Linked DNA regions of Mus musculus: regions 2, 3, 4, 5, 6 and 7 are each linked to region 1. The links are chromatin loops, found by intact Hi-C in ENCODE. Cell type or tissue: left cerebral cortex. All regions are shown on one strand.

Region 1 (4,000 bases):
AATTCATTCTCTCCTCCCTCTGTCTCGCGGATCGAGAACCTTAACTCACGCCCCTACTCTTTTATGCCCATTTCCAGTTACTCATCTCCGCATGCGGGAGCGATGCCCACACGCTGTCCAAACCGTGGCTGCACCGCTTCTTTATTTTTCTGGAAATGCTAAAAAAGTTCCACGTGCCTCTGTCCACTAAGCTCCCTCCCTTCCCTTCACACTTACACCTGAACTTGTCTCCAGCACTGCTGACACCCAGCTGGCACATTCTTTCGGAGAGGGAGGGCACGACTTTTCTCCTGAGCCTCTGACAAAGCGTGGGGTCTATATATGGTGGGGCGAGGGGGGACGCAGAATTCTCTACTTTGGATTGGTTTGTTTGTTTTAAATCTAGGGTGGGCAGATGAGGTGGGGGGCTGCAGCTACTACACACATACACGCGCGCGCGCGCGCGCACACACACACACACACACACACACACACATGCCCTGCTCTGTCAACAGCTCCCGTTGCCTGGTCCTGGCCACAACTCCCTCCTCTTTCCGTAGACGCTGAGTACCCGCTGGGCACCGCCACTGCCGGCGGTGGAGGCAGCACGAAGGACAGTAGACTTTCTCCCCCAGGGTCGGTTAAGCATTTTCCCCCACCTTCCTCTCTCCCAGCGGGACACCGACTGAAGACCGCCGTAGAAAACGGGCTCTGACGTCGCTGCCATCCTCGGTGGGGCATCTTAACCCCAGGTCTGGGACGGAAGCCTCCGAAGCGCACTGGCATCTCCGAGCATACAGACCAGAGCCCGAGTCCGTACCCTAAGCAGCTGCCTCTTTGCTCTGAGTCCCGGAGCTGCCAGGCTCCTCCCGGGAACAGTTGGGAAGGGAAGAGATCCAGCCAGCCATCGGGCTGGAGGAGAATGTGGAGGCCACCGCCTTGCCCCCTCTTTGGAAGTCTTTCCCTTCCAGTTAAAGTTGTGTGTTTTTCCCAGCCTGACCTGTTAGTGTCTTTACCATCACAAATCAATTACACATTTTTCATGACCCGCATTCACTCTTAATTCCGGGTGTGTTGTGGGGTGCGCTATAAATCAACCCCACTGCTTATCTTTCCGTGCTCTTTTCTTGCTGGGGGATTTCAATGCCCTCTCGAACCTCTAGGTTAAAAAAAAAAAAATGCTCCCTTCACCTCCTAGGCCGCAAAAGCCCGAAATTCAAAAGATTTTAAAAGAGAATCTTGCCACATGTAAATGTAAATAGGGTTGGGGGGTAAAGGGGGAGATCCACACAACTACTGCTTAGGTAGAAAAGAAACTGGGCGGCTACGGTTACTTTTCCACGCTGCCGTACCCCGCCTCCCAGCCCTCTCGCTCGGCAGGCAGCAATCGCCGAGACCGGAGAGTAAGGTCCGGGCGCGGGGGCTGGCGGAGAGCTCCGCGCTGGAGCGCTGCGCGCGCGGGCGGCCGGAGCACAAAGCTGCACCGAGCCGTCCGGCCACTGCACCTGGCCCCGGGCCGCCGCGGGCGCACAGGGCTCGGGCCAACACAATGCACCCGGGCCTAGGCCGGGGCAGCTGCGGCGCACGACCCTGGGACTTTCTAGTAAACAGATCTCGGACTCCCGGGCCCCACCCCCATCCCTTGCCCCGGGGCTTTGCCGCAGGCTTTCGCGGACAACCCCCTCCCCCTGCCGCCACCACCTTCCTGAGAAACCCGGCGGAGGAGGGGGCAGGGAGGTGGGGACCCCGAGAGGTCCGTGGCCGAGGGCTGGGGGGAAGGGAGAACAGGGGGCGAGATGGGGAGTGGGAAGAAGGACAGCTACGTAAAGAAATTCGCTCTCGCTTGTTGGGGGCTTCGGGGGAGACAAATCTGCTCTCCCCGGGTCCTCGAGTGTTCAGTCGGCCAACCTCAGGGTCGGCGGGGCCGCCGCGCTCCGCAGCCCCCGCGCCCTCGCACGCGCCTCTGACAAGGCACCTCTCACCCGGGCTCCGCTTTGTGTGTGCATTTTTTTTTCCCCTTCCTCTCGCGCCCGGCACCGGCCGCCTCCTCCCCCCTCCCCCGCCCTCCGCCTCCCTTCCCCGGGCGGATTACCTTTCCCGGGCTGCGCTCCGGGTCCCCGGGATGCCTTCAGCGCCCGGTGTGCGGGCGAGCCATCGCCAAGCAACCCGAGCCGGCTTGGAGCAGCGCTGGGGGCGGCAGGGGCGAGGGGCGCGGGCGGGCCAGAACCTTCGACCCCGGAGGTCCCCGCCGCCGATCCAGGGCCTGGGAGGGCAGCACAGGGGCGCGGTGCGAGCGGGACGCGGGGTCGCTGCGTGGGGAGGTGGAGAGGACCGGAGCAGCCTCGATCTGGGAAGAGAAGGAGCGAGGGGGCGAGGAGAGGCAGCGAGGGCGCGGCGAGCGAAGGGAGCGCGAGCGGTGCAGTGACAGGGACTGCCACTGGGGTCAAAGGAGCACAGCTCCAGGAAGCAGGGCCGCCCAGGCGCCGCTTGCTGTGAGCTCCCCGCTGGGACCCCGCGCCCTGCACGCCCCTGCCGTAGTTCCGGCCCACTCGAACCCCCCACCCACGCCCCGAGGCCGCGGGGTTTCCAGGAGAGGAGGGAGAGCGGAGGGCGAGGCCCGCAGGCTGCTGGTGCTCCCTGGGTCAAGCAGGCGGCAGGAAGCTGAGCTGCAAGTTCACCATCGTGTGTGATCAGCGTTAAAATGATAGGGGTCGGGGAGATGGGGGCGGGCCACTGAGCGCCAGGAAAATAAGGGAGCCCCCCAGATGGTCGTCTTCTGCAAAGAGAACACCAAGCCCCCGCCCCCCACTCATGAACCTGCCAGGCTCTGTCAGAGGTCCTGGCACAGCTCCAAAGCGCAGAACTCGCTGCAGGGGCAGGAGGAGCGACTGGGGCACTAAGATCTCACAAGAGGGGCGACCCCAGGGTCCCTCCACACTGCTGAACTGAGACTTTCCTATGGGGTATCAAGGCTTCCCTCTCCTAAACCCTCTCATAGAGCCAGAGGCACACACACCCCACTTTGGCTCTGTAATGTTGTTCCTGAGAAAGAAAAGGCCAACCCAGCTGGTGTTTTTTCACCTTCAAGAATTAAGACAGGTTCAGGATAAGAAGGTGAAGTCAGGCAAAGGCTTTAATTGTTTCCGCACCCACACCCCCGCGCCCCTTTGAATCACATTCTCCCTTTCCCAAAGACACGCTCTTCAAATAAATAAATAAATAAATAAATCGAAGTTACTCCAATTTTCTCTGCTACTTTGGAAACCTGGCGGGGAAGGGGAGCGGAACACTAGGATTTGTATGCAAAAGGAGGGCGGGGTAAGGATAGGAAAAGCCGCTGAAATGGTGGGACAGACGGCTTTTTAGAAAACTTGGTTGGCACGGCTGTCTGAAAGATGAGGTGGCCCTGTGATGTTATGCCACTGTCAGAGCCGAAGGATTTGGACGGCGACCAGATCTAATTCCTTTCTAGGAGTCAGATTCAAAAAAAAAAAAAAAAAAAAAAAAAAAAAAAGAAGAAGAAGAAGAAAGAAGAAAAGAAAAGAAAATCTGCATTCTCCGAAGGGAACACCAATGTATGTGCACGAGAGTGAAACCTGTGCTTTGTATACTACATGACAACTGACTAGACGTCCTGGCTGAAATTATATCCCCTAAAATTAAAAAGGAGCCGTTTCAACCTGGCCTGTAGCCTCTGTGCTGAGACTAATTGGTTTCCAAGGTCTGGAAAGGAAGGGAGAGAGGCAGAAGGAGCCCCTTATTTAAAGAAAAAAAAAAAAAAGATCAAACGGAATTCGCTTGAAAATATTTCCCTTTTACAATGGACTTTCCTGACACTTGAATTTTAAGTAGTCCATCTCTTCTGCTCAGGATGCAGAAATGAAGGGGAAATGGGCTTACTGATGTACTTTCATTGTATAGTGTGCCCAGAGTGTCAGTGCTTGCCTGATGGGCTGAGGGGAAAGGACAGTGCCTTCTCTGGCCAAGCACAAATCACAGCAAGTGACACTGACATTAAAGG
Region 2 (4,000 bases), 260 kb after region 1:
CTGACCTTGTGATCCACAGGAGGACAGCTGTTAGGACAGGGAGATACGGTCTCATGTAACACGAGCAACGATGGAGGAAGCACTGGAGCTTGTGAAAGTGAGCTTAGTCAGCCATCAGAATCATAATAAATTCCTGTGATCTTAAGAGTTAAATTGTTTGGAAGGTTGAAAAAAATTTTTTTAAATGAAAATGGTAAATATTTTGCAAAGCACACAGGCAGCTGATGAAATGGCTTTTATTAAATCTCAAAGAAAGCAAAGACCTTTTTAAAAATTCTATTGGTCAGATAGATTCCTACAGAGAGGAAGGGCCACAGTTGAAAAATATGTTAAAAACTGTTGGTGACACTAACAGATGGTAAGAGTAATGTTACCAAGTCCATCACAACGGCTATAAGGACTTGTGTGACGTGGTTGTTCAGGGAGGAAAGAGAGAAAGCTTAACTCCAAATGTAAGCAGAAGTGGGACCAGAAGCAGGGAGTGGCTCTTGAATGGAAAATGAAACAGAGGAAACAGGAGGGATGAGGAAGAAACTTAACCCAACTCAACATCTCCTCATCAGAAACAGCAGGTAATCAGATGGACACTATCTAAACTGCCTTAGCAGAATTCTTGCTAGCATTAGACAGGCCAGAGATGAGCCTAGAAATCCAAATGGAAAAGGCAAGTTTTAAAACCACAGGAAAGCCAGAGGGAGCTAAGGTGGAGAAGAGAGCTTGTATCAGTTTCCTTTAATAGATATGTACCCACCGCGCCAGCTTTATTCTGGGACCACTTCCCTCTTCTCCCAGACTATTTGCATTTCCTGAAACCAGAAACTCTGGAGCTGGAAGAGGACACGGGACGGGACGGGGGTGGGGGGGTGGGGGGGTGGTACAGGGGGTTGTCTGGATGTCTGTAACTGGGGAAACTCTGAAATTGCACACTGGGAAGGGAGACTCCTCCTCCCTCCAGGATGAGACTCTTGACACTGTCATCTGAAAGGATAACTTTTTAAGTTTGGCGGTACAATTCTGTCACAGTGCTCTGGACTAAGATGCACCAGACCCTAGCACTTCCCACACTTTCCAAAAGGCAGTCAAGTTGCGGCTTCTTGCCTCTCCCTCCCTCCCACCCACCGTCTTCTATGTAACGGCACAGATTAAAGGCCCTTGCCAGATACTGACACCTTTCTATTGGACTTCCCTGCCTGCAAACCTGTGAGCCAATAAATCTCCATTCTAATAAATTTCTGATCATTATAAATTACCCAGCCTGTGATATTCTGTTTTAGCAGCACAAAAACAGGCTAAGACAAAGGTCTCCTTGTGTTTCTGAATCTGGCCCGGAATGACGCTCAGTGTCCGTTAAGATTTTAGATGCCCTTTGTGCCACATTTTCTAGTGGTTTATTTCTTCTCATCAGCCACACCAGCAACTGGATCTACCTGACGGGGTGCCACTACACCAGTGTTTCTATCTCGGGATACAATTTAGGAACCGTACTCTATCAGAAAGAGCAGCGGGATTCTATTAGCGCATCTCTTATCTAATACAGCAATGCAGCCACTTCACCAGCAAATTTTCCAGTTCACAAATGCTGAGAGTTTCAACACCATTACAACTATATAGTTCAATGCAATTTAAAACCCATTTTTAAAATCATGTAGTGGGTTGACCGCTAGCATACAGATCTGGCTTTCTGTGTGCTGAGACGCCACCTAGTGGGCTATATGGAGTGCGCAGGGAAAAAAACAACTGATCCTGGCATCTCCTTCCTTGTAACTTAAGGTCCAAGTGACAAAGCTTAGCCAGTAGAATCGCTTTGTTGAAAAGCACATTATTTGTCTGGCATAGGTTCAGCTTGCAGGGGACTGAAATTTGTAATTATCTTTAAATATTATGCCAAGGGAGAGTTAAAAGGACATCAGAAAATTGTGAGTTACAGTGGGTGTCATTGGAAAGAGAAACTGTTTTAGCTTGGTTTTTTTCTAAAGTGATCACGACTTGAAGTAAATAGAAAACCAAGATTTGAGAATTCAAAGCAGATGACAGTTTAAAAAGATATCCTTCAAACCCCTTTGAGTCTTCGGTAAATTAAATGCACATCAATGTGTAGTAAAGGCTGACTTTCCCACACTGTCGTTGGACCCTCCTCCGTAAGCAGAGAACCCACAGAATGAGGCTCACTCATGAGCCGCACTGCAAAGATCAGGCCCTGCGGAAGCAGAGAGAGAGGAACCACCTCAGAATGCTTCGCACTGGCTTTTCTCTGACTCCGTTTTCTGTGGCGGGCATAATAAACCTGAGTGTTGCCGGGCATGGTGGCACATGCCTTTAATCCCAGCACTCGGGAGGCAGAGGCAGGCGGATTTCTGAGTTCGAGGCCAGCCTGGTCTACAAAGTGAGTTCCAGGACAGCCAGGGCTATACAGAGAAACCCTGTCTCGAAAAACAAAACAAAACAACAACAACAACAACAACAAAACCAACCTGAGTGTTTTGTTATACTCTGCTGTGGGGGTGGGGGTGGGCATGCCCCCACTTTCCAGAACTGTCACAGAATTGTAAATAAATGTGGCAAAACAATTTGATTTAGGAATCTTAGTTAGCAAGCATTCTTTCTCTCTCCTCTAAGAGAATATTTTAGTCACATCTGCAATTAGATAGAGAGGTGGTCATTTTCCATGAACGATTCCAATCATTTTCCACAAAGCCATGAAAAACCAACCAACCAAACAAACAAACAAACCAAACTGGGGTCATCTGAAAGTATCTATGTCTACTAAACAGGAAAGTCAGTGCACATCCCAATTCAGCAGGTCCCCCAGGGTTGATTCAGTAGGGCCAGGTGGTAGGGACTGGGCTGAGTCTACAGTTTAATTTAAGGCACTAAATGAACTAGACTCTCAGACACATACCAACTCTCCTGTAGCTTTCTTGGCACCCTTAGTCAGGTATCAGCAAGACTTACAAACTATTTGACAAAAACCCAAGAGCACCATGGCTTCGAGTAACATGGAGTTAATAATGAAAGTTTAGTGGGACACTTCTTACTTACACCTAAGCGACTTGTGATGTAATTCCAGCTGAGATTCAGCAGAGCAAATCTGTATGAAAAACGTTACGTGCAACTGAAAGGATGGAGGCAAAAGAGCAGCACTGCCAATTATTGGACAGTTTACTGAAGGTCGATGCAATATTCATTAGAGCAGGTCAGAAGGATTAGGAGAAGGGAAATTGGGGGGAAGGAAAGAGGGAGGGAGACAGAGAAGGAAAGGGAAATCTAGGTGTTAATTGCATTAATCTACTAAGGAGTATAGAGAAGTGGTAGAGTGTGAGGTTTCAAGTCATATGAATCCCACTGTTAGCACCTACCCTCGGTAGGAGTTTGCATAGTGACTACATCTCCAAGCTCAGCCTCCTCACCTGTGAACAAGAGTAACAGGATCTCTGGGAGTGTTAGCATAATGTAATGCCCAAAGTATCACAACTCCTGGCATACAATGAGTTTTTAATTAGTACGGGCACCTACTTTCTCTCGTGACTTTTATAATGCTTATAATAAACTTTATTCGAATGTCTCTTGCTCTGCAAAACACATGAAATGTTAATACAAATGAAAGAAATATTAAAGAAAACTTCTATTATGAAGTCATGTTGTCCATGGACTGAGTGAATAGGTGTCTGCTTTAGAGAAAGGCTGCATTAGTCATCTAAAGACAGACGCCCTCGCTGGGAGAAGAAGAGCTAAGCTTGTCTGCTCAGCTCTGAAGGCAGGACTAATCTACTTCGATGAACAATAAGTCACATACTTTTCCGGTCTGGATGTGTGGCGTAATGTTCCTCTGCACTGTCAGAAGGTAAATCAGCCGCTGTGGGGAGGATGAAATGTGGTCACCGCTTCACCTCGGGGGAGGGGTGGTACATTGTCTTCATCGGCTGAACAGCTGGGTTGGATAAATGTTCTCTGCTCCTTCGTTCTGGAGACTCTGGTTCTAGGAAAGACGTGATAAAGAAAG
Region 3 (4,000 bases), 170 kb before region 1:
CCAGCCCAGGCTGCCTGCTGGAGAGGGTGAGGCCATGGAAAATGCACGTAGTCCATCCCTGTGTTCTTACCTTCGTGAATCCCACCGAACACATGGAGCTTGGGCCGAATGCGCCTCTGGACTGTGTTTAAGAGCTCCACGCAGCCCACCCTTTGAAGTTCCTTTGGAACCCAGTCTCGAAAACCTAAGGGCAGAGTGCAATCAATACTCTTAATTTTCCTTCTTCAGGTAAGGTTTCATGCCGACTTTCAGGAAACCATAACTCATCAGAAAGTTTATTATGTTATCTGTAATCCCAGCCTCCCCATTAAGCTCAGAATGGCTTTTAAGGAACGTTCACTCATCGTTTTGTCTTCTTTGGATTCTTGATTAATTTTTTTTTTTTTTTTTTTGGTTTCCATTTTTTCCCCCTTTCCCGTTAATTAACATTCTTTTTTCTGCAAGAAGTTTGATTTATTCAGCCACAGGTTTCGAATCTTCTCCATAAGATCAATGGCATTTATTCCCGGCAGCCCCATAACAGCTCTTCCCCACTCGATTCTGCTGCTTCCTCTTCTTCAAAAGTCTTTCTTGTACGTAGACGTACTGGTTTATTCTCATGACAGCTCACAGAGAGGAGATGTGGAAGAGCTGCCTGGGAACTGGCCACAGGATGCCTTCATCTGCTTAGAGACACCACTCTTAACCCTTGCTGGTTCCTGGCAACCAAAGATTTGGAATACCCAGTAGCTTCTCCAATCCTCTTTAGCAATGGACAATGTGACCTTATGGTGGCATCCAGCAAGCTTGGGCTAATTGACTGGTTTTAAAGTAAAAGCCACTTAGTCCTCTGCTTAATGCAGAAAATCTATAAAACACTGACATCAATTATAGCAAAAGTCAGCTATCTCGATTATGGCCTAAAATGGAATCCATACACCTCAGCAGGATGGGGCATGGAGAAGCCAGGTGGGACGAAAGGCTGCACCACAGTCTGTGGAAATCCATCCCACAGCTCCGTTAGGTACATTTACTGTTAGAAATGGCTGGGCAGGAAGGGACCGATTCCTGTTCTACTTGGCAGGGCAGGAGGCATGAATATTTCGTCTCTGTGAAGACAGGGTAGCTGGGGTGTGGGCAGTGGCTGGAGAGACTAGGAAGAGGATCAGATGAGAGTGAGTACCTAGCAAAAACCAAGCTAGGGTACACAAAGCTATGAAGAAAAGGGAACACTATGAATCCATAGAGATTAACATTATTACCTCGTGGGTGTGTTTCCTTGAAGGAAAACCACTTCACTGTGTCATGAGTACCTCAGATAACATCTTGCTGAGACTATTAATAGCAGACAGTAAATAGCACATATAACTTCCTTCACACTGAGAATTCAAGAATTCAAACTCTCCAGCCCCACCCCGAGCCTCAGCCCAGCACAGCATTTTCCAAAGAACCCCACACTTAAAGCTCTTTAAGTTGTGAAAGCTTTGTCTGACTTCTTACGAAGCTTCTGGGTGTGGACCTCCCTCTGATGTATGTACACCCTGGTTTATCTCACTTTTACTACGAAAACAGGGGCAGCAGCCTCCGTTGTAAGCTTTGCCAGGACGCCGGATTGTGTAGACTATTGTGTTGAGACTTTGCGATTACTATCACTTGCCTCATGCCAAAATGAATGACTTCATTGTGAACTGCCTGTTCTGTTTGAAGTCACGTTTGAAGGGACGCTCGAGTAATGGGGATGCTTCTGGGCTATAGCTATCAGGACTCCCACCATGAACTGCACCCAGCCAGGCTGCAGCTATCCAGGACCCTCACCATGAGTTGCCCCAGCCAGGCTGCACAGGTAGAGGAATCAAGATGACTAGAATGTTCCTGCAGTGCACTCTTGCTGAGTAAGTCACCCTAGCCAAAATATTCGGTAGGCAATGTTCTGATTAAATTAGTCTAAATAAGGAAGTAAATTGGTGATGATTAGATTAAGCTCTTTGGCAAATCCAGTCTTAGTGAATGCAGGAGAGGTGAAGCGCTTCAAAGAGAGAGGTGTGGGCATGGTGGTCCCATGTGTACCACACTGACGACAAAGAATTAGCCTTTCTTCCTGCTCCACCATCACTAACATGTGGCTCCGTGGCCTCAGCATGCATCCATTCCCCTTTCCATTGGTTCAGGAGACACGGATCCCTCCCTTTGTAAGGGAAAGAAAGCAGTGCTGAGTGGTTCTTAACAGGGGTGTCTACAAAGATTAAACATACACTGGGAATGAGCAATAAAATGCTTTCTTCTGCAGGCTGGTAGAGTGGAGGTTCATGCTTAATAAGGTAACAGCAACAAAAATCACCTCCAACCCAGTATGACCAAGAAAACTCTTATTAATACCATGCACTGCAATAAAGTAAAAAAAGGTATCCCCCCCCCCAAAAAAAAAGACCAAAACAAAGAAATATCAATGTGTGCATTCAAATGGAAATATTTGCATTTTCCGAGCTTGCTTAGTTGGAAGTGTCTGTACAAAGTAGATGGTGAGATCGCCGTGGTAGGTCCTGGCTCAAAATGTCCTGTAGCAAGCCGAACCAGTAACGGGTTCATCGATAATTAGGATCGAATTATTTAAATCAGATAACTATCTTCTGCCTGATAATCTGGGTCACTAGGGCGGTGGCTTTGACACCCAGAGATCACATAAGTCAGAATGCTGCCACAGTATGCCAGAAAAATACCTGTCGTAAGTCATTTTCAGGGCAAGTCCTTACTGAAAATATTTCATCTTAAAAAATTTTTTTCTCTCATATAATCATCTCAAATGTAAACCTTTAAAGATACCCCAGGCCCAGTGCTATGTGTGAAAGGAAAATGAGCTCCTTTGAACAAAAGTTTCTTTCATTTTCCTGCCATTCAAATGCCTAGGATTGGTAGGTCTCTGTCTCCTTCCGTGTCCCACCCTATCCCTTTACTGTAAAGCGAATACAGTTCTTAAAATAAATTAAAAGACTATGGTTTTCCATGCTCATTTGATTGATTTTTTCCCCCTGACTTGACTAGATGAAAAAAAAAATTAATTTCATGAACACCTGTAAGCCTAGCAGAACTGCTGAGTTTAATTTCCATACTGGGTTTCTTTAAAGTCACTGACTTTCTTTTTTGTATTCTTTTTTTTTTTTTTCTGAAGGAAAATCATTACATTGCGGAAGCATTGCTTGCTAGGCTGCGGGAGGGGAGCATTCTGTAATGACGAAAGCCCAACCTTTGCGTTTCTTACCTAGAGGAGGTCCGTGTGTCATGAGTATGTCGATGCCCTCAGGGATTAGGTTCCATTTGTCCAGCAGAGACTGGCCTCTGGGTAGGTTAAAGCCCCATCCATTAAACCACGGGGTCCTTTGGGAAGATAACACACACGGGTCAGGCCAGCAGAATGAGCCTCTGGACTGTCACATTTCTCGCGAGTATTCACCCACAGTTTGCGCTGCTCTCTTTTCCCTTTTGATGGTTGGCCCTGGCAGCGGGCTGCTTTTCTGTTGACTGCTTCAAAACCCATCCATTTGAAAGCAGGCATGGGGCCTACAGATTGTTCAACTAGAAAGGGGCATGGGAGCCACTACAGTGGAGACTTTCCCAGCAGGCTTCTATCAAAACTGTGACAAAAGCTTTGTCTTCCACTAAATCTCAGTGCTTTCCAAGATATCCAGCCCTGATCCCAGGATTCCCAGCCTCCCTTAGTGCTGCAGAGATGAGGAACGCCGGCCGTGCTTCCGACCCTCCCCCAGCACTGTACGGGTTTGGTGCAGAGGTCCTTGTTAAAGTCTCAGACAAAAGGACACTCGACTTTCCACTGTCCACTGAAGTGTCCTGAACAGTCTGGATGGAGGCTCTGAAAAGTGAAGGGGGTCACAGAAAACTCTTCCCGTCACCAAAGGGAGGATTCTGGGGACACCTCGATCTTTCTGGAATTTGCTTCCAGCAGCATCTTTGAGCGTCTTCCCAGATCTGCTTCTGCTTCAGGAGTGAGTTTCTGAAATGGAGACTA
Region 4 (4,000 bases), 150 kb before region 1:
TTCGTCGTTACTGCTGTTACTACAGTGCTTAGAAAAACAGCATGACACATCACTGATCAGAAAGATTAAGTGACAGGGTGCAGCCTGCCTGCCCCCTGCTCTGACCTCGACTGGCATGGGGTCACTTACATTCAGTTTCTAGAGTATTTTATAGCCATTGAATTTACTCAACCAAGGTTTCATTTTCATTTTTAATGCCTTAAAGGATGATGAAATAATAAATGTTCTATATAATGTCATAGTGAAATAATTTAACCAGAAAATTATTTAAATTCACTATCTTTTCACTCTGAAGCATAACTCATGAAAGTCACTCTCATTTCAAATTTGACTTTTGTTTTTTTTTAAATCCCATTGTGCCGCTCATTCAGTTCCAATCTACTCAGAAAATTAAGCACAACCTATCAATTTCTGGGTAGCCTTTCATTAGCCAAAAGCAAAACCAGGCCAATCGCTTTGAGGTGTTTTAGAACTGCTGATGGATTGAAGCAATCTTACAAACACAAACGTTTGCTTTTTCTGATACTCGGGCCTATTCATTCTGATTTCTAAGCCATTTGGCATGAAAACGGTTTCTCTGTTTTATAAATAGAATATTTTTTTCAGGGTTTTCTAGAGGTGTCTGCTAAAAATAAACAGGGCTCTAGTTTATTTCTTTATAGCTTTCAAAACCAAAACAAACTAAAACACCAGGGCGTAACTGAATGTGCTGTATTTAAGTTTTGAAAGGTATCTTTATGTGAGCAAGGTTTAAGTTCTTGGAATGCAATTCTGCAGAAATTAGATTTTACATAGGCTTTCCTATGTGAAGTAAGAACACCACGGTGTTGGCTTTGTTTCTTGGGAGCCTCAGAATGAACGCAACTGAGCTTAGCTGTCCCTTCACTGAAAAATACATGTTTTCTTTTTCAAGACAATTACTATGAAAATACATTAGTATTCTTGATACATAAACCCTCAGTTATTTGCTCACGAACTAATGCCATTATAGTGAAGAGGAACCTGCTGCTCCTGCCCCACGTTGGGAACTATATGAAGTTATTGTTAGGTTGCTGGGTTGCAAGGTAAATGTCATAACTCAGCAACAACTCCATGTTCCCATTCCAGCTCCAAGGAGCCGCTTGGCTTCAATGACAACTCACAGGCCAGGACAGCAAAGCAAAGGTGGGAAATGGCTTTGGGTTTTTAGGTCTAGAAACTAGGCCAGAAGCCTCCTTGCACAGGTGGCACACACGTTCCCAGGGTGTGAATCAGTGGTGAATGGGGCATGAACACAGGGTAGGGTGAGGTAAGAGGTTTCTTGGTGCACTGTCACATGGCAATCTTGCCACACTGACACATTATATCTGATCTCCTGAGACTGTTCTGGATCTTAAAGGATTCTATGGTTAAGTAAGTCTGAGAGGCACAGTCAGTGGTTTTCAGCTCCAGGCTGTACCAGAAAGGGAAAGCTACCACAGAGACTCTTCCTTCCACAGGAAGAAACCTGCTCAACCTGATCTATCTGAACATGGTCCAAACAATTAGGACTCTATAAGCCATGCCCTGCTCTTAAAATAATGTCTGCTCTTATTCCGTGGTGTTTATGTAAAGCTGGCAGCGTGCCTGGGTAGGGTTCTGCGCACGTTTCTGCTGCACAGGACCCCATTTGATACAGAGGACCTACAGTAGACACAAAGTTTCACTTTACGGAGGAGAAAGCTGAAGCAACAAGAGATGAAAGGTTCCCAAGGTCAAACCCAGGTCAATGCTTACCCTCCATGCCAAAACAAACCGGAGTCAGGCACAATCTCTCTCAGCCCCAGTTTAGGAAGTATAGTCCAAATAGTAGCCCCGCCTGCTCCAGGTGGGTCCTCTCCTCGTTCTCTTCTCACATTGCTCCCTCCTCATGTCACAAGCTAAACCTGGACATTTCCAAGACTTAAAAGTTTTCTCCTTTTGCACTAGAGAGTGACAAATTGGAAGGGCTTTGCAGGAGATGCAGGTCCACTTGTCCTGGGCAATATGTTTTCTACTGCCATTATAACAACGCTGCAGGAGTGGAGAGGCTTGAAATAATACAGCTGGTTTATCTGACAGTTCTTGATACTCCCAGAGCAGCCTGCTTCTGGGGACTTAAGGGGGAAGTCACTTTCTCCCCTACTTCCAGAAAAAGAACCGGGGGCTCCCTGGTCCAGCCTCCCTCTAACCTGTGTTCACAGTTCTGTTTCTCACTTTGACCCTCCAGCCAACCCCCAACTAGGATCTTATGATCACATAGGCTCACCCAAATAATCCAGGGCGGACTTCCTGTGTCCTGTAGCTTAACCGAACCACATCGGCAAATCTCCTTTGCCAAGGGAGGGAATGTTCACAGGCGTGAGGGATGGGGGTGTGGCTATCCTAGAAAACGACTACTGTTCTGCATCCCACAGCAGTGCTGGGCTGTGGGAGATGAAAAGGAGGAGGGCCTGGGCTTGGCCATCAGTGGGGGAGAGGCGATGGTCATGCTTCTGGGGCACCCAGCTGCCACTGCAGGGGGTGCCCCCTTCCTCACCTGTTCCTATTGCCATCACAGATCAGCTACCATCTCGGTGCATGCAGGCGTGAGGTAGAACAGGAGCCAGGTTATCCTTCTCCAGCGTTTACCACTGGGGCTATATAAGTCCATGCTGGGAACACCCAAGTTCATCACCACTACGGTTTATCACCGGAACTAATGATATTTCCTTGAAGACGGTGGGGAATTGACTTATATCACACTTGTATTAATGTGAGCAAGTTTTGTTTGAAAACAGAATTCCTTAAATCGCTTTGGTTCTCAGAGTGAACCTCTGTGATAACACAGCCTAGCGCTAACAGTAACATGACAAATACCTATCCAGTACTCAGCATCCGGAACCCAGAACAATCCTACTGACGTCACTCCTGCACCCTGCTGTCGCTCATGGCCATCCCAGTCACCTTCAGGGTGCTTTGAACATCTGAGCAGTGAGATATGGGAGGCTTATGGGTCTTGATGGGAAACATCTACTTCACTGGCAAAGCTGGGTCCATACTCACACTTGTGTCTAGAGCCCAGCATCAGCTTGCTACTTCTCTGCTGACTGTGCCACCACGGAACCTTGCAGGCCACCAGGGTAGGTCAGAATCGGGAGGTGAGTCAGGGCGAGGATGAGTTGTGAGCAGACTCCTCAGGAAGGCTTATCCGTGGGCTTCTGAAGTTACTAATTTTATAGAGGATAAATTTCTGCTGCTTCTGTGGTTGGTGCAGAGGTTTTGATGAGGGGAACAGAAGTTTGTTCTCTGATTTCTGGGTTATTATGTCTCCGGGCCCTGGTTCTCTCCATTCACCCTTCCCTTCTATCTGATGACCCACTCTCTCAGTGTGAAAGGGCCACAGATTACCCAGGGTTTCATGTGAACCAGGCTAGACTTGAACTCACTATGTATCTGAAAGTGACTTTGGATCTTTCATATTTCTGCCTGCTCCTGCCAGGTGCTAGGATTATACACATGTACCACACAAGCACAAACCATGCTTATGTAGTGCAGGGGATCAAACTCAGGGGCTCCTGTGGGCTAGGAAAGCTTGCTACCAATTGAGCTACATCTGCAGTTCCCCCAAACTTTATTCTTTAAGCTTTTTACTGAAAATTTTAACAATTAATATTATGTACTTTATTATAAAATTTTGGAAGTAGGAAAAAAAAAAGAAAGAAAGAAAGAAAGAAGAAAGAACCAGACCGGAAACCTATGCTCCGTGATAAACATCTATACATTTAGAATAGCCATTCTGTCGCATGGCGTGCCACACAGGATGTGACACTTACACTATTGTGGTGGTTTGAATATGCTTGGCCCAGGAGGGTCACTATTTGGAGGTGTGGCCTTGTTGGAATAGGTGGGGTCACTGTGGGTGTGGGCTTTAAGACCTTTGTCCTAGCTGTCTGGAAGCCAGTCTTCTCCTAGCAGTCTTCAGATGAAGATATAGAACTCTCAGTTCCTCCTGCACCATGCC
Region 5 (4,000 bases), 180 kb after region 1:
TTAAGGCAAAATTCTGAGGTAGCAGAGATTAGAACTTTCATGGAATTTTGTGGGTGCACAGAGCATGCCTAATAATTGAGATCAGGGTTGGAAGGGCTTTGGGTGGAATAATAATTTTGATTTTGAAAAACATAGTGGAATAAAGGCTTTTAAGGACTGCAATGACAAAATTAGAGAGTTTGGCTAGTAACGTTGACACAGCAAGAAGTAATCAATGAAATTTATCATGAACAACAGGTAGAAGGTTGATATCCTGTCTATGCAAGAAACACCATTTAAGGAATGGCTGTTGGCCCTGTGCTAGAACAAATGTTGTAGGTTACCCTTGCCCAGGATGCTTCCCATTTCTCATTTCTGGAGTACAAACATGTTACAGTATTCATGTGGTGGTCATATGGCAAGCTGCTGAAGTCAGTTCTCCTCTAACCATGCAGGTCCTGCAGATCCAACTCAGGTCATAAGATTTGATAGTAAGCACCCTTTACCCACTGAGATATCTTGCTAATCCATTATTTATTATTATCATTATTATTATTATTATTTTGCCATCAAGTTGAACTAAAAAATTAAATGCCCCACGTGGGGTGCAGGAGTGAAGCAGGAAACCAGAGTCTGGTCAGTAAGAAGGGTCCAGCACTGGAATATAGGGCCCAATGTGGACCTGAGGTCTGGGATTTGTACTTAAAAGCCATGTGAGAGGAGGGGAGGTAGAGCCACACCCAAGAGTTCAAGGGCCTGGAAGGATCCAACTTATAAAAGGGGAAAACTCTAAGCCCTTATTCTGGAAACCCTCAAAAGCAGGATGACTGCTCAGAATGTGGATGGGGGAGGTGGGGATATAGCGACAAATGACAACATGAAATACTCTCTGTACATGGAATGTCTGAATTGATGGGACTGGAGATGTAGTTCAATGGTAGAGTGTCTCTCTAGCATGTGGAAAAACCCCTAGTTTGAGCCTCAGTACTCACTCCCTCTGAAAAATCTAAATTTATTTCCCTCATCTGGCAAGGAAGCCCAAACCAAATATTAACTCAACATTTATTCCAGAACCTGAAACTCTACTATTAAAACGACTAAAGTATATAAAGTAAGAAAGAGAAAAATAAATAAGAAAATTTGATTTCCACACATTTGAACAATAGTGAAGTATGAAGAAATTGGAAGAAAATTCACTCTTAAAAGGAAAAAAAAATGTTCCCTATTCCAAAGAACATATAAAATGTTTCAAGTTTTAAAGAATCTAAGTGACATGAAGAATGACTTCCAAATACTATAGACTAATTATTTTTGCAGGGTTTTAGAAAGGAAGAGATAGCCAGGCAAAGATGGCACACACCTTTAATCCCACCACATGAGAGGCAGAGGCAGACAGGTGGATCTCTGGGAGTTCAAGGCAAGCCTGGTCTACAGAGAAAGTTCCAGAACAGCCAGGACTGCACAAGGAAACTCAGCTTTGAAAAACAAACAAACAAACAAACAAAACAAAAACAAGAAGGGAAGCTATAGAACTAATACAAATATTCAGGAGTGTGTGTGTGTGCGTGCTTGTGTAAGGATGTGTGTTCACTTATGCATATGCATGTACACATATGCACTCATGTAGGAGACATGATGCTTATTTTCCAAAGCCCAATGTCAATATATCTTTCCTAAATATAGGAGTCTGAAGAGACGGCATATGTGTATTGTTTAAAAGTGGGGAGTGTGGTAGCGCAGCAGAGGATTTCAGCTGGAGAGTGGAAAGGGGTGACTAGAGGCTTTGGAGTTGCTCTGCTGCTATTTCTAGACACTTGTCCCTTCCTTCATCCTCAGAATTCCTGGTGATTTTAAAGCAGATGGCATGAGACTACACCATCTGTTCCCTCTCTGTCATAGTCGCCTGTCCCCCACTCACCTCCCAGTCTCTGGAGATTTTACACCCACTTACTGTCCCTCTTGCTCTCTCCTGTTACTTCTACCATTATCCCTGGGAACTTCAGTATTCATGTCCTGCCTCATTACCTCCTACAACGTTTGTAAATTTTAAGATATTTATTTATCTTCTGTGTTTGGGTGGAAGTGCACGTGAGCCATGGCTCAAGTGTGGCAATCAAAGGACAACCTGTGAGGGTTGGTTCTTTTTCCACGAGTGCCAAGGACTGAGCTCAGTTCACCAGGCTTGGCTTTGGGTGCCTTTAACTACTGAGCTATCTTGTTAGCAGGAGACGAGATCTATAGCCTTTCCTCCATGGTGACTCTAGAGGTCTTGAAACTTACTCCTTCCAAAAGCTCTAATGTCAAGTACCTCTCAAAACATCAGAATCTTAATCGGAGTACTTACCTTAATTATCCAGTTTACTTTACCAAACCCTCTGCATTCCAGCTGCTTCCAATGCCTCTTATCAATCTTTGGTCTCATTTTCCTTTTTATTCAAACTAGGTCAATAGTTGACAGCTATGAAAACTCTTGTCTACCTATATGCCTATGTGCTTATATATATGCGTGTGTGTGTGTGTGTGTGTGTGTGTGTGTGTGTGTGTATGTATGCATCCATTCATCCACTCAAGCAACCATCCATCCATCCTTATACCTATCATCTATCCATCTATTCATCCAACCATCCATCCATCCATCCATCCATTCTCTTACCTTCTTTGTCCTTTCCTCTTTCTTTTTCTCTTCTCCTCTTAAAACTCAGACCAAATTTGAAATCTGAGCATTCAAATAGAGCTGTAGGCAAAACAAAAGTTAATAAAACAAATCCATGAGACTATAAAAAATAGTTTTCCTTTCTGTTTATATCCCTGATGACAAGAGAGTCTCCAGTACAGCTTGGAAATCCTGCCACACTGCATCACTCAATTTGCTTTTCTTTCCACTAAGATCATGATTCCAACTTTTCCCTCCACTTTCACTTTCAGCAAATCAGGAACAACAAGCAAAAGAGAAAACTGCTGTTCAAATCCTAGTCTTCCTGGCCACCACCTCCGTGACCACTGAGCTCAGTTTCCTTGTCTGGATCAGGAGGAAGATAAAAACAAGCCTCTAGATAGGAATAGTCAAGATCTATGTCCTATTAATAGAATGCTAGCACAACAGAGAGAAATATCTCTTATTCCATCACCAAAGCTTCCACTCTACCTGCAGGTACACCCAACGGCCCCACTTCCCCTTCTGAGACATGCACCTGATCTACCAGCCCCTTACATGTTTATCTATAGCTTTGCCTTCCACACTTGCACAATGATAAGTCTCTTCTATCCAAGGATAGGCCCTCTTCTCTATTCAATGACTTTGTTTTTGCAATTATCTCCTCTCTATAAAATCTCCTTTATATGTTCTGCTCACTAGATCATTACAACAGACAAACATTCTAGTATATATACTACCTTAAAAGTCTTGCTCTGAGGTTCCGATTCTCTTTTCACTCCTCTGGTTGCTTATGTAGGGACAGTCTTGGAAAGAGTCAAGTTTGCTTTTCTTTGCCTCACTCATTCAAACTCCCACAGCATCTCTTGCAAAGGTTCATCCTTCCCAGCACTCAGATGATGTCTCCATCTTCCTTCATGAACTAGCTGAGAAGCACCATTCTCCTAAGATCCAAGACCTCCTCTGATGTTTTCATTTCCTTAAGTTGTCTAAACAAATGCAACAGACTGGGCAGCCACTGGGGCAGCAGAAGTGTGTTCTCTCACAGTAGTGGGAGCTGAGAAGTCAAGATGAGGTGGTGGCCAGTTCTTTTCCTGATGAGGACTTACTTCCTGATGGCCACCTTCCACTGTGCCCCTACATGTCTTTTATTTGAAGAGAGGACAAACTCTCTTTTCCTCTTATTTGAAAGCTACAGCTTCTGTGGAAGTAGACGCTGCTCACAGATCCTTGCTTAGTCTTAATCATACCCCCAAAGTCTTCCATTCTAAAGTTCTTACTCTAGTCACACAGAGGGTACGCTTCAATACACAATGCTTCTAGGAGGACAGCTCAGTTCATTTCTGCTCTCTAGAGCACAGCACATTT
Region 6 (4,000 bases), 270 kb before region 1:
TCAATTGCTTGCCACTGTTTGCCGAGGTTCTGTGACTAGCTGGCCCTGGAGCTTGCTGATTGGACTGTTGGAGCTAGCCAGCTTGCTCAGGGTCACCAGGCCTCCCCTCAGCTCTGCGGTTGCAGGTGCTGGAAACCCAAACCCATCCTCACTTGAGCAGCATGCACCTTAGCCTCTGAGCCATCTTGCCACTGAAAAGAATACTTCTGTTATTTGCTATAGATTTTTGTTGGATGGTTAACAAGAACATTTGAGTCTTTGAAAAGGTTTTATTCATAAATCCATATCCTAATCTATGATCACACCCATCTCACCTCCAAGGAGTTAATTAAAAGTTGCACTGCAGATCAAGGGTGTGTGCGTACCCGGACTGTAAAGCTTTCTGTAAAGCTTTGCTTTGCATTTGACTTGTGGCCACTCTGGGAAAAGCTTATGCTGCTTACTGGAAATTAATAGGACACCTTAGTTTCTGCTGACATCTGCTGGTGTCTGAAAATAAACATCACAGACCCAACACCTTACAAACCTGGGAGCCAAACAACCCTCTTGTTGTGTAAAGTGGTTGTATTCGGAATTGCCACAGTGATGCAAAACAATCTAGTTTTTAGAAACTAAATGAATACATTTTGGGAGTGAGTGCCATGGGATGGAGGTCAGGGGACACCTGGGTCCCCTTCTCTTCTCCCACCCTTCCATGGATCCTGTGGGTCCAGCTCAGGACACCAGGCTCTTGCCAGATGAGCCATCTTCCACTTTTCTGGTTGGTAATGTTGCCAGAGTCTTTGTGGAATAAGCACCCCAATACCAGTGAGAGGGGGAGAGATGTTAGTTACTGCTGGGTGAGAAGCAGGCTTGCTCCTGAAAGGCCTTGGTATTGGGTCCAGCTTACATTACTCTAAAACCATGGGCAAGATTTTACAGAAGTGGAAGTAGCAGTCAGAAGCAGTCATGGTTTGCAGCCCACCCACTGTTTGAAGCGCTTCTCCAGGATGTTCTGTTTCAGGTAGCAAGTGAAGTCAGGCTTGGCAACAGTGCTTTCAGTCACTAAGTAGATTAATAAATAAACAGCTAATAGTTGGCCTTTGCCTTATACTACTTCACTAAGAGTTACTATCGTTTATATTGAGACATCTAGTCAATTATATAACACACAAAATTGAATCTGCTTCTCTGGAGAACAGTAGCTGACAGTAACCCAATTAACATCTATCCCAAATTAGTTCCCAGTAAGACCCTAGCTTAAAATGTAAGTAAAAATAAACCCTTACTAGATTTTCTTTTATACAACAATGTAGGAAGCACATATTGTGGTGACCTCTAGCCATAAAGTTATTTCGATTATGAATCATAATGTAAATATCTGAAGTGCTGGATGTGTGATAGACCCACAAGTTTGAGAACCACTGCTCTAGAAGTTTTGATCCAATCTGACTGACCCAAGTGTGGCTGTTCCAAGTTTCCTTTCTTACCACTTCAAGATTCACTTATACCTGCGCACTGTGATGCCTGCAGGAACCCCCACCCCATCCCCCAACACCTGCATCTGGGTTTATGAAGAGGAAACATTTTGACTTCATTCTCTTACATTGAGAAAGTTGCCAGGCATTAAGTCGGGGATCAGGGATTTCAGCCAAGTCCCTACATCTCACCCTCTATTTTGCATAATACGGGGAAAATGCCTTTCACTATATCAGGTCAAAAAAGAAAGATTTGATGTACATGCCCTGGCTTAAAAATCATTGCCTGCTACAATGAATGGATGGATGGATGAATGAATGAATGAATGAATGAATGAATGAAACAAAATACAATAAAATAAAGAATGGCAGCTTCTGAAAATGCCCACCAGGTGGGGCTGGAGCGATGGCCAGCGGCTGCTCACGAACACTGGCTGTTCTTCCGGAGGACTGGGACTGTGTTTCCATCACCCACATGGTGGCTCGGCTGGCAACTGTAACTCAAGTTTTAGGGGTCCAGAAGAGAACATCAGGTCCCCAGGAACTGGGGTTACAGATAATTGTGACTTTCCACGTGGGAGCTGGAAACCCTGGCTCTCTGGAATAGCAACAAACGAGCTTAATTGATCCAGCCCTTCCGGGCTTGTTTGATTTTTACGTGAGTTTTAGGGATTGAATTCATCTCCCAGGCCCCTTTTTTATTAGCTTTATCTTGAGCACATCAGCGGTAGTTCAGTGGTGGTTTCCAGGCCCTGTGTCAGTCCTCTTTCATGTTAACACTTCCTTTCGTTCTCGAGAAGCCTTGATTCTACTCTCAGCCCATATGGCTCAGATGGGTTCCCTTTAGTGCATCTAGTGTGCATTACAAAGCCTGGCCCGGCAAGGGTATAACATCGAATACCACTTGAAGCCAGGGTGAACTTGATAAAAGTGAACACATGACTAGCCAGGCTGCTCAGAGCCAGTGAATGGTCAGTCTTCTGGCTAACTAGGATACATGCTCTTTTTCCAGAGGAATGTTCAACTTCCACGAGACTGGGCTTTGCATTGGCTAAAACTCAGTTCTAAGTCAGATGAACAGCAATGTTTTAATAGCTCAGGCTGATTAATTAGCTTCTTGGGCAATTAAAAGTATATCATTTGCTCCGGTTTGTGATTTATTAACACAGTTCTAGAAAATTACACTGAAGCGTCAACAGCTCACACGTTCTTCCCTCTGTCCTTGTCACATCTCCTTGAAATAATACAGATGGACGCAGTGGAGTACAGGATAGGCAAGGTAGGCAAGGCTGAGTGTCTGGACCCAGCTGTCTGAAGCTGAGCCTGGCACTGCTGTGTGGCACTGCTGTGTTCATTGTCTCCTTTGGCACCTTGGCCATCCAGCATTTGAATACAAGGCACAGGCCGAAGGAAAGCCAATTCTGAGCATTCCCATGGAGTTCAAGTGCAGAGTGGCCTGGTTAAACACACACCCTTTGGGGGGCATTCATATATTTTAGGAAAGGAAAACAAACAGCTATGACTTTCCACCCAAGTCTTCATTCTTACCCTAAATCTTGGTCAAATCTTCTCCGATCTTAATTTGACCTCTTTTATGCAAATGTAGCGTGACCTGGAGTCATTTACCCTGAGTGACTATAGCGCTGCAACAACACTAAGACACCTGCAGAAAAGCTATCCAATATTAGTGTTTTTCTTGGCCCTGCTTCTGAAGCACTGGGCATGTTTGAAATTGTTTGCATGCTCACGGTGATCTCTCCATAACCCTGTGCTTCACAGCCAAAGCTCAGTCCGAAGTCCAAGGAGCAGGAATATTTAATGGCTCCATCTGAATTAATGAACTTCTCAGGAAACTAATCGTGTATCATGGACTCAAGTTTGTGATGTATGATCCAAGGCCAGCAAAACTAATGGCAGCCCCAGCAGCTCACATTCCTCTTGCCTCTGTCCCTACAGCTGCTTAGGTCTGAGACATTGACAATGGCAATCCGAAGATGTGGCTCTTACCAAACCAAAGGGAACTCTGCAAAGTGCAACGTGTTATATGTCATTTCCAATACTAATCCTGCCAAAAAGTCAAATGTTCATGGTGTCTCAGAAAGCAGACCGTACTTAATATCCACGGTAGGGATGTTTATATGTTTTAGTCTTCTAGTATGTATAATGTGCTTTTACACTGCCCTCCCCATTTCAGGTTTTTGAGATTAAAGCCACAACATCAACACAGTTCTCATCCCAAAGGAAGTAAGAGATGGTTTATTCTAGAGTCAAGGATGGATGACCTTGACCCAGGGATTCGGATGTAGATTAGCCCGAAGGCCAGGTTTAAACAGGTTATGAAGCTTTTATAGGTACTGACAAAGAAAACCATAAACTGCTTTTCAAATGCATTAGCAGAAACGCCAGGTAAGTCATTTGCAGCAAAGTTGAGGAGCCTCTCCAGGCTTCAAATGAGACCCAATGACAATCTTAACCTCTGGATCAGGCTGATTGTGGTGTGGGGTCTGTTTGTACATTCCAACAGCACTTACCTAATGCAAGGT
Region 7 (4,000 bases), 85 kb before region 1:
TGCCAACCTTTCTGTTTTATATGAAAAGTGTAAGCAGGGCAGCTGACAAATCTCCTGTTACTTGATGGCATTTTCTTTCTTTCTTTCTTTCTTTTTTTTTTCCTACAAGACTAGATTAATTTGGAAGGCTCCGCAGTCAAGCTTCAAGCTTCTTGGTATTCAAATAGCATCACTTTCAAATTGTCAGACAAAGAGGTGCCTGCCTTTATCCATTTTATTCAGATCAGGCCATCTAGGCCGACCCACTTGAATAAAGAGCGAGGCCAAATTCTGCTTTCCTAACATGGAAAGTTCTTGCTCTGTGGAACCCAAAGAACTAACTAGTGGAATTAGAATGTCCTGGGAACGATGGACAGGATTATTCTAGGTGGAATGAAAAGGTTACGTACTGTGGATATTGTTTTAAATGCACAGTTGGAAAGTTAATGTCAATGTGGTCTATAGCATTTTCATGTGTATATATAATAAATACATGTAATATACAAAAGTTTGCATTATGTTCATGTATATAGCTAAATGTACACATGTAATAAAATATATACGTTATGGTCAGAACACTTTGAACTAAAAAGAACAGGAGAGGTCAATTAGAGGTATAGCAACAATGCTACGTAAGTAGCAAATGAATGAATGAATGAATGAGTAAATAAAATATGGGATCCCAGCCATCAGTTGGGAGTACAGCTTCAGGTAATCAATAGCGGACCGATAAGCAACCAGAGACTGCATGTTGTGTCCCATTTACGGCTGAGTGTGTTAGCTCAGGCCTGCAATGCCAGCACTCAGGACACAGTTCCAGGCCAACCTGGGCTACAGAGTGTAACTCTGTCCTCCGAAAAAAACAGAGTGATAATAGGAAGGCCGATAGCCCCTCCCGGCTGCTGCACTGCTATCCTCCAAAGCAGACACTGTAAATCTGTCTGTTTCTCTTCAATTCTCAGGATGGCCAACCACACGGACAAACAAGGAGAAAGAAAGGAGCTCTTTGCTTCTTAGCCTCCACTTCCCCATCATTCCATCTAGGTTACAACTTATATTTCTAACAACTGGACTCTTTTTCATTTGTTTGCTTTGTTGTTGTTGGAGACAGGTTTTCTCTGTGTAGCCATTGCTGTTTTGGAACTCACTCTGTAGACCAGGCTGGCCTCGAACTCAGAGATCCAAGTGCCTGTGCCTCCCAAGTGCTGGAATTTAGTCATGTACCACCAACCGCCTGGCAACAACTGGACTCTAAACTAAACTCCTCTGCCCGTGAACACCTTGCTTTGATCTTCTTTCTTGGGCCATCAGTCCTCTATTTATGGAATCTTCTTTTGTTGTGAGTTTATATTTACCCATCCCAATGAAGTAAGAATAAGCAGCCATTGGCATGTAAACAGGTATGTATGCCTGCTGCAGACATGGTCCTAAGTGAATCAAGATGCTTCAGCATTTTGCTTTGAAACTTCTGGAAGGAGTCCAGATATGATAAATTCAACCTACAGATATGTCAAGTTTAGTTCTTAACTGAATTTTACTCTTAAAAGATGAACTAACATTTAGAAAGCAGAAGCTATCTCACACATGCACTCGTGCGCGCATGCGGGTACGCACACACACACACACACACACACACACACACACACATGTGTGCGCATGATTTCAGGGCTTCCCACCCTCTTCTGGAAAATGAGAAAATCCAGCAATGCTCACAAATTCTACAGTACTTCTTGCTCTCACCGCTGCTTCTGCTTGGCCCACATTGGCTCTGCCTGATGGGTCACTAGAGTTTTATACGGAATACACAACCCAAGGAATTCTGGCTTCTGTTTTTATTATCCTCCAATAGCTCTCGAAGGACACCACTTATAGCTGCCTGAGGGACAAAGCAAAGCTTCTTCTCAGTCCTCTCCTGGGCTGGTCTGACCACAGCGACAACACTGTCTCTGCAAATCTCCACCCTCTTGGCTGCTGATACTGTGCTTGCTAGACTCCCTTCTCTCGTGTCAAGCATCACCCCTCTCTTCTTCCTCTGATGTCTTTGCACCCTGTCTAACTTAGGACATCCTCCTTCACCCTCCCCGAATTTTCAGATAGTATCTAGTGCTGTCTTGCCATGCTTTTCAAATGTCTATTCTTAAGACTCAGTTTTAAGCCGGTAGCACATGGGCTGCAGAGGAGCATGGGGTTAAGAGCGGGGACTCCACAGGCTCCATTGTGCACTAGCTGTATGACTTTGAGCAGATGTCCTCTGCTCTCAGGGTGATGATGACAAATGCTGGCTGCATGGAGCACATGCATGTCAGCAAAAACAAGGTTACTACTGGTACTCCAGTGTTTAGTGTTGCTTTCTCTGTGTGACTCATCTTCCTATTGACTGAAGGCAATGGTTGTTGTCTTCATTCTAATGTCTATTAGCTGTGTTGTTGCTGCTGCTGCTGCTGCTGCTGGAAACTACCCCTCCCAACTGCCATCCAAGAAACCATTACTCATCCAGAGATCAGATCCCTCCCTGATGCCACACACAACCGTTACTCTCGAAGAATCTCAACAGAAGATGGAAACGGAAGCCTCTGAAAACTATAGCAGAATCTGACAACGACCCAAAATACCTGTAAGTAATATGAGAGTTATTAGGACCAATAAGGCGACTTTGTCTCAGGATAAAGAGAGGAAGCTCAGGAAGCCTGTAGCTTGTTCCCAGGGGTAAGGCAGACTGTCCCTAGAGGTCATCCTATCCCTGCCCTAACACACCACTTCTTTGCTTCTCTTGTCTAGCAGCCTATCTCTTGGACTTTCATTCACAAAGGAGTAAAATGGAGGATATCCAGATTCCATTCCTCTTATCAGCTTTTACTCCCTTGAAGTGTCTCTGATTTCTTTCTAGAGCCTTCCGGGTGGATGCCCTTATGTGGGTGTGTAGCCAAGAACAAAGAATCAGCCTTGAAGTGTCTCTGATTTCTTTCTAGAGCCTTCTGGGTGGATGCCCTTATGTGGGTGTGTAGCCAAGAACAAAGAATCAGCCTTGAAGTGTCTCTGATTTCTTTCTAGAGCCTTCCGGGTGGATGCCCTTATGTGGGTGTGTAGCCAAGAACAAAGAATCAGCCTTGAAGTGTCTCTGATTTCTTTCTAGAGCCTTCTGGGTGGATGCCCTTATGTGGGTGTGTAGCCAAGAACAAAGAATCAGCCTTGAAGTGTCTCTGATTTCTTTCTAGAGCCTTCCGGGTGGATGCCCTTATGTGGGTGTGTAGCCAAGAACAAAGAATCAGCCTTGAAGTGTCTCTGATGACTTTCTAGAGCCTTCCGGGTGGATGCCCTTATGTGGGTGTGTAGCCAAGAACAAAGAATCAGCCTTGAAGTGTCTCTGATTTCTTTCTAGAGCCTTCTGGGTGGATGCCCTTATGTGGGTATGTAGCCAAGAACAAAGAATCAGCCTTGAAGTGTCTCTGATTTCATCTAGAGCCTTCTGGGTGGATGCCCTTATGTGGGTGTGTAGCCAAGAAAAAGAATCAGCCTTGAAGTGTCTCTGATTTCTTTCTAGAGCCTTCCGGGTGGATGCCCTTATGTGGGTGTGTAGCCAAGAACAAAGAATCAGCCTTGAAGTGTCTCTGATTTCATCTAGAGCCTTCTGGGTGGATGCCCTTATGTGGGTGTGTAGCCAAGAACAAAGAATCAGCCTTGAAGTGTCTCTCATGTCTTTCTAGAGCCTTCCGGGTGGATGCCCTTATGTGGGTGTGTAGCCAAGAACAAAGAATCAGCCTTGAAGTGTCTCTGATGTCTTTCTAGAGCCTTCTGGGTGGATGCCCTTATGTGGGTGTGTAGCCAAGAACAAAGAATCAGCCTTGAAGTGTCTCTGATTTCATCTAGAGCCTTCTGGGTGGATGCCCTTATGTGGGTGTGTAGCCAAGAACAAAGAATCAGCCTTGAAGTGTCTCTGATTTCATCTAGAGCCTTCTGGGTGGATGCCCTTATGTGGGTGTGTAGCCAAGAACAAAGAATCAGCCTTGAAGTGTCTCTGATG

The links. Hi-C counts contacts between places; a loop is a spot of excess contacts. Peaks named below come from ENCODE experiments on the same cell type or tissue, not always from the same donor. Only the 100,000 strongest peaks of a DNase experiment are listed, where the experiment ranks them.
Region 2: it touches region 1 in a loop (5-fold over the local background); 13 of 42 quality-filtered maps call a loop at or near these places.
Region 3: it touches region 1 in a loop (2.1-fold over the local background); 6 of 42 quality-filtered maps call a loop at or near these places.
Region 4: it touches region 1 in a loop (2.2-fold over the local background); 4 of 42 quality-filtered maps call a loop at or near these places.
Region 5: it touches region 1 in a loop (8-fold over the local background); 5 of 42 quality-filtered maps call a loop at or near these places.
Region 6: a loop joins it to region 1, with 3 times the contacts of the local background. A loop is called at or near these places in 23 of 42 quality-filtered maps.
Region 7: it touches region 1 in a loop (5-fold over the local background); 4 of 42 quality-filtered maps call a loop at or near these places.

The regions. Positions count from the first base shown.
Region 1 is chr2:106,691,893-106,695,892 of GRCm38, reverse strand. Mpped2 (metallophosphoesterase domain containing 2) reads right to left here and starts at 2,712. Exons shown (of 7, transcript NM_001143683.2): 1 at 2,072-2,712. In left cerebral cortex, CTCF peaks have their summits at 1,150 and 2,428; DNase peaks (open chromatin) are centred at 1,515, 1,826, 2,481, 3,190 and 3 more places; H3K4me3 peaks cover 3,299 bases; H3K27ac peaks cover 2,888 bases.
Region 2 is chr2:106,428,926-106,432,925 of GRCm38, reverse strand. Gm46755 (a long non-coding RNA gene) reads left to right here and starts at 3,696. Exons shown (of 3, transcript XR_001783429.2): 1 at 3,696-3,841. It overlaps Gm36036 (a long non-coding RNA gene), which reads right to left. Exons shown (of 4, transcript XR_374852.4): 4 at 2,630-3,976. In left cerebral cortex, a CTCF peak has its summit at 1,705 (motif pointing left); DNase peaks (open chromatin) are centred at 633, 1,088, 1,704 and 3,817; H3K4me3 peaks cover 400 bases.
Region 3 is chr2:106,860,839-106,864,838 of GRCm38, reverse strand. Mpped2 (metallophosphoesterase domain containing 2) reads right to left here. Exons shown (of 7, transcript NM_001143683.2): 5 at 3,236-3,351; 6 at 71-184. Among named protein-coding and RNA genes, the nearest start is that of C130023O10Rik, 45 kb to the right of the region's middle. In left cerebral cortex, no CTCF peak of the experiment used is centred here; no DNase peak of the experiment used is centred here.
Region 4 is chr2:106,842,773-106,846,772 of GRCm38, reverse strand. All of the region lies in intron 4 of Mpped2 (metallophosphoesterase domain containing 2), which reads right to left. Among named protein-coding and RNA genes, the nearest start is that of C130023O10Rik, 27 kb to the right of the region's middle. In left cerebral cortex, no CTCF peak of the experiment used is centred here; no DNase peak of the experiment used is centred here.
Region 5 is chr2:106,515,295-106,519,294 of GRCm38, reverse strand. The region is part of intron 1 of Gm14015 (predicted gene 14015); the gene reads left to right. Among named protein-coding and RNA genes, the nearest start is that of Gm14015, 5.8 kb to the left of the region's middle. In left cerebral cortex, no CTCF peak of the experiment used is centred here; a DNase peak (open chromatin) is centred at 1,829; H3K27ac peaks cover 336 bases.
Region 6 is chr2:106,958,322-106,962,321 of GRCm38, reverse strand. Gm39902 (a long non-coding RNA gene) reads right to left here. Exons shown (of 2, transcript XR_866636.2): 2 at 3,688-4,000. Among named protein-coding and RNA genes, the nearest start is that of Gm39902, 4.5 kb to the right of the region's middle. In left cerebral cortex, CTCF peaks have their summits at 501 (motif pointing left) and 1,849 (motif pointing right); a DNase peak (open chromatin) is centred at 1,867.
Region 7 is chr2:106,777,273-106,781,272 of GRCm38, reverse strand. All of the region lies in intron 3 of Mpped2 (metallophosphoesterase domain containing 2), which reads right to left. Among named protein-coding and RNA genes, the nearest start is that of C130023O10Rik, 39 kb to the left of the region's middle. In left cerebral cortex, no CTCF peak of the experiment used is centred here; DNase peaks (open chromatin) are centred at 216 and 1,537.